Linked DNA regions of Homo sapiens: region 2 is linked to region 1. A link is an interaction called in ENCODE POLR2A ChIA-PET data of the cell type or tissue named here. Cell type or tissue: PC-9. All regions are shown on one strand. Region 1 overlaps PRSS36 (serine protease 36). Region 2 overlaps LOC124903679 (a long non-coding RNA gene).

Region 1 (2,500 bases):
TTGAACCTGGGAGGTGAAGGTTGTAGTGAGCCGAGATTGCGCCATTGAACTCCAGTGTGGGCGACAATAGCAAAACTCTGTCTCAAAAAATTAAAAATAAATAAGTTAAATAAAAATACAAAAATTAGTCCGGCATGGTGTCTTGAGTCTGCAATCCTAGTTACTTGAGTCTGAGGCAGGAGGATCGCTTGAACCCAGGAGGTGGAGGTTGCAGTGAGCCGAGATTGCACCACTGCACTCCAGCCTGAGCATCAGTATGAGACTCTGTCTCAAAAAAAAAAAAGTGGAGATGGGGGTCTTGCTTTGTTGCCCGGGCTGGTCTGGAATGCCTGGCCTCAAGCGATCCTCCCAAAGTGCTGGGATTACAGGCATGAGCTGCCGCACCTCGTCTCTGGTTTTGCGTTACTTTTTAATTGTAGATTCATTGGCTGGAAACCACCTTCCCTTTTTCTGTGCTCAAACATCACTGCTATGACATCTTCCCAATCCCAGCCAGGGATGTCCACATGTGTCCCCACTAGATTGGGAGGACTTTGTGGGCTTATATATCAGACCCCAATTGTGCCACGACTTAGTAGCCACCAGGGAACACGGGTTGAATGAATGCAGGGAGGTGCAGGTAAGCAGTGGGTAAGGGAGTGAGGTTCACATATAAGGGACCCAAGTTCTGGGCAGAATGTGAAAGTGGCAGACCCTTGAAGGGCCCAAGTGTTGTGTGTGTGCAGGGGATACATCGGAGCATTGTGCATTGAGGTGTGTCTATGGCGGGCAGCGAGGGCAGCGGGTCTGAGCAGGGGATGAGATGTCCAGCACGTGCCGAGGGTGCTGACTCCACTGGGCAGGTGACACACAGCCAGCTGGCCACCCGACTTCCCTGCCCTGGGACAGGAATGAAGGAATCGCTGCCAGGTTATCAGGGTACATTTCCTGAGAGCCCAAGGCCTGACTCAGAGGCCGGAGGAGGGAGGAGGGAGGGGACCTCCCCCTTGGGCTTCCCGCTTAGCCTCTGATGCCCAGCCCCTCAGCCTGCCCACGGCGATGCCACAAGGCCACACAGGTACCTGTGTTTACACCTTTATTGTCCGCTCCTCCCACCACCCCCAAGGATTCCTGGGTTCAAAATAGCCCGGGCACTGAGGCCCAATTAGCCAGAGCCGCTGCAATCTCGGTGGGTGGGGCCCTTGAGGTTCCAGCCGGCTGGGCCACATTCCAGCCCCACTGGGCGGGAAGTAGAGGGTGGAGAAGGGGGAAGTGGTGCTGGGACCCTAGCCCCTCAGCTCTGGATCAGGAGAGTCAGCAGGAGCAGGAAGTAGACTGCATGCGGGGATCCCGAGGCCTTGGCCAGTTCTGGGGGGCAGAGATTGCTGCCTCCAGTGGGCCAGTGTGGGGAGCCACTGGGGGGCAGGAAGTTGGCCTCTCCCACTGTCTGGGAGATCCAGGCCTCTTCAGGACCAATGGCAGCAAACAGCTCCCGGCTCCCTTGAACAGCCATGCCCACGAGGATCCAGGACCCTTCCGTCATCTGGCACAGGAGGGGCGGTGCTGAGGTCATCTGCAGAGTTGGAGCGAGGCCACGTGGGTCTGCTGCCCTTCCTCTTGGTCCCCTCCCCCTTTCCCCAGGGTCTGGCCACGAAGCACTCTGGTCTGCATCCCTAGACATCCAGGTCCCTGGTTTCTCTCCCGGGTCCAGCTAGGGTCCCATTTGGGGCCAAATACCCAATAATTCCAATCCTGGCCAGGTGCAGTGGCTCACACCTCTAATCCCAACCCTTTGGGAAGCCAAGGTGGGCGGATCATTTGAGGTGAGGAGTTTGAGTCCAGCTTGGCCAACATGGTGAAACCCTGTCTCTACTAAAAATACAAAAATTAACCAGGTGTGGTGGTGCATGCTTGTAATCCCAGCTACTAGGGAGGCTGAGGCAGGAGAATCTCTTGAACCTGGGAGGTGGAGGTTGCAGTGAGCCAAGATCACACCACTGCACTCCAGCCTGGGTACCAGAGCGAGACTCAGTCTCAAAAAAAAAAAAAAAAAAAAAAAAAAATTCCTTGGCCGGGCGCAGTGGCTCACACCTCTAATCCCAGCACTTTGGGAGGCCGAGGCCGGCGGATCACGAGATCAGATCAAGACCATCCTGGCTCACACAGTGAAACCCCGTCTCTACTAAAAATACAAAAAATTAGCCGGGCGTAGTAGCGGGTGCCTGTAGTCCCAGCTACTCGGGAGGCTGAGGCAGGAGAATGGCATGAACCAGGGAGGTGGAGCTTGCAGTGAGCCGAGATCGCGCCACTGCACTCCAGCTGGGGGACAGAGTGAGACTCTGTCTCAAAAAAAAAAAAAAAAAAAAATTCCAATTCTGCTATCTCTCTAGGGTACAGTAGTCCAACACTGCCTCTCCCCTGCCTACTCCAGGACGCCCAGGCCCCTGTACCTCACACCTGTTCTCCTGCCCCTCTGCATACAGGACACAGAGGGTTCCAGGGGGCAGGATGCCCTGATAGA
Region 2 (2,500 bases), 320 kb before region 1:
CACTGCACTCCAGCCTGGGCGACAGAGTGAGACCCTGTATTAAAAAAAAAAGAAAAGAGGGCCAGGCACAGTGGCTCATGCCTGTAATCCCAGCACTTTGGGAGGCCGAGGTGGGTGGATACCTGAAGTCAGGAGTTCAAGACCAGCCTGACCAACGCGGTGAAACACCGTCTCTACTAAAAATACAAAAATTAGCTGGATGTGGTGGTGCATGCCTATAATTCCAGCTACTCAGGAGGCTGAGGCAGGAGAATCGCTTGAACCCATGAGGTGGAGGTTGCAGTGAGCTGAGATCGCACCACTGCAATCCACCCTGGGCGACAGAGCGAGACTCAGTCTCAAAAAAAAAGAAAAGAAGGTGAAGGTGGCTAAATAGCATAACATGTCAGAGATTTACGTGTCAGAGATTTAACATGTCAGAGATTTCCACATGTTATCAAGTCTGTTTCATGGCTAAGAACTGGAAGGGACCTTTGAGGACATCTAACCCTCATAGGACTTAACAATAGGATGAGGAAACAAGCTCAGAAATAGGCTATAACTTGCCCAAGGCCACTCAGAGAGGGAATGCCAGAGCCAGGGCCAGCTCTCAACTTCAGGCCAGAGAAGCCCAGGGTCTTCCATGAGAAATAGGGCCTGTCAGACTGGACAGGCTCCTTGGAGGTGGTCCAGTGAGTCCAATCCCTTTTTTTGCTGCGGCTTAGACGAGGGGCCGCTGAGGATTCTCCGAATTCGCTGGATCTGGACCCAGACTTCCGGGTCCACAGTGCAGCCTGAATGATCAACAGGGGAACGTGCGTTCGCCAGGGTCCCCGGGGGCAGAGGCACCTCTCCCTGGGCGGGGCCGGGGAGATTACGCAACACGGGTCTTAGTTGTCTGGGCCGCTGGGGTCGCCTCCACGGGCAGGAGCCACGGCCAGGACGTGCAGGCCGCCCCCTGCTGGTCCGTTTCGGAACCGGGCGGGTGGCCGCGGCGCTGCCCGGGTTGGGGGCATGGCTTTACAACGGTGAGCCAATCCCAGGCCGCACCGTGGATGGGGCGGGCGTTCACTTCTCCTCCCAGTCCTTTGGTTCTCTCCGCGGCGGAAGCTGTGCGGCGACCTAGCAACCGTCCTTGCCGACCCTCCCGCCGGTGACGTGGCTGCGACCCACCCTTCTTGCCATAGCCCTTTGGAAAGCGAAGGTCCCTTCAGGGCCAAAAGGACAGGGAGGTTTTTTCCTTCCTTCCTTCCCTCCCTCCTTCCCTCCTTCCCTTTCTTTCTTTCCTTTCTTTTTCTTTCTTTTCACAGAGTCTGACTTAATCACCCACGCTGCAGTGTAGTATGATCTGCTCACTGAAGCCTCTGCCTCCCGGGTTCAAGCGATTCTCCCAACTCAGCCTCCCAAGTAGCTGTACAGGTGTGCACCGCCACACCCAGCTAAATTTTGCATTTGTAGTAGATATGGGGTTTCATCATGCTGGCCAAGATGGTCTAAAGTGATCCGCCCGCCTCGGCCTCCCAAAGTGCTGGGATTACCGGCGGGAGCCACCGCTCCCGTCCAGGACAGGGATTTTGGTTGGTTGGTTGGATGGAGCCTTACAGTTTGGATGTGGTGAGCATGAAATGCATACGTTCAAGAAGCTGAGCCGACAAAGGGCTTACTCTAGGTGGACTGAAAATTCGATGTTTCCAATTCAAAACATCTGCTCTCCGAGGTGTGGGTGAAGGTATGGGGGGTCCAAAAATGTCCGAGTCCCACCACCTGATGTTGTTAGTTACACTTCTTTTTTTGTTTTGAGATGGAATTTTGCTCTTGTTGCCCAGGCTGGAGTGCAGTGGCGCGATTTCAACTCACCACAACCTCCGCCTCCTGGGTTCAAGCGATTCTTCTGCCTCAGCCTCCCGAGTAGCTGGGATTACAGGCATGTGCCATCACACCAGCTAATTTTTGTATTTTTAGTAGAGACGGGGTTTCTCCATGTTGGTCAGTCTGGTCTCGAACTCTTGACCTCAGGTGATCCGCCCGCCTTGGCCTCCCAAAGTGCTGGGATTACAGGTGTGAGCCACCACACCTGGCCTAATTTTTGTGTTTTTAGTAGAGATAGGTTTTCGCCATGTTGGCCAGGCTGGTCTCAAACTCACCTCAGGTGATCCGCCTGCCTCGGCCTCTCAAAGTGCTGGGATTACAAGCATGAGCCACCACGCCTGGCCCACGCTTGGCTAATTTTTGTTTGTTTGCTTGTGTTTTAGAGATGGGGTTTTGCCACATTGCCCAGGCTGGTTTCAAACTCCTGAGCTCAAGTGATCTGCCTGCCTCAGCCTCCCAAAGTGCTGGGATTACCGGCATGAGACACCATGCTTGACCGGTTTTATCACAGTTTTTAAAAAGTAATAATATAGTAGGCCAGGCATGGTGGCTCATGCCTGTAATCCCAGCACTTTGGGAGGCTGAGGCAGGCAGATCACCTGAGGTTGGGAGTTCAAGACGAGCCTGACCAACATGGAGAAAACCCGTCTTT

The links. ChIA-PET counts read pairs that join two places held together with the same protein. Peaks named below come from ENCODE experiments on the same cell type or tissue, not always from the same donor. Only the 100,000 strongest peaks of a DNase experiment are listed, where the experiment ranks them.
Region 2: POLR2A ChIA-PET joins it to region 1 with 5 read pairs; 3 of 35 experiments call an interaction of 5 or more read pairs at or near these places.

Annotation. Positions count from the first base shown.
Region 1 is chr16:31,137,865-31,140,364 of GRCh38, forward strand. It overlaps PRSS36 (serine protease 36), which reads right to left. Exons shown (of 15, transcript NM_173502.5): 14 at 2,430-2,500; 15 at 1,062-1,552. The coding sequence ends at 1,274. Among named protein-coding and RNA genes, the nearest start is that of PRSS8, 3.4 kb to the left of the region's middle. RefSeq lists enhancers at 612-1,305, 1,306-1,998, 2,280-2,500. In PC-9, no CTCF peak of the experiment used is centred here; a DNase peak (open chromatin) is centred at 1,037; H3K4me3 peaks cover 1,121 bases; H3K27ac peaks cover 1,983 bases.
Region 2 is chr16:30,813,512-30,816,011 of GRCh38, forward strand. The region is part of intron 1 of LOC124903679 (a long non-coding RNA gene); the gene reads left to right. Among named protein-coding and RNA genes, the nearest start is that of ZNF629, 28 kb to the left of the region's middle. RefSeq lists enhancers at 1-188, 189-743, 614-763 and a silencer at 784-1,113. In PC-9, CTCF peaks have their summits at 901 (motif pointing left) and 1,101; a DNase peak (open chromatin) is centred at 1,000; H3K4me3 peaks cover 1,285 bases; H3K27ac peaks cover 680 bases.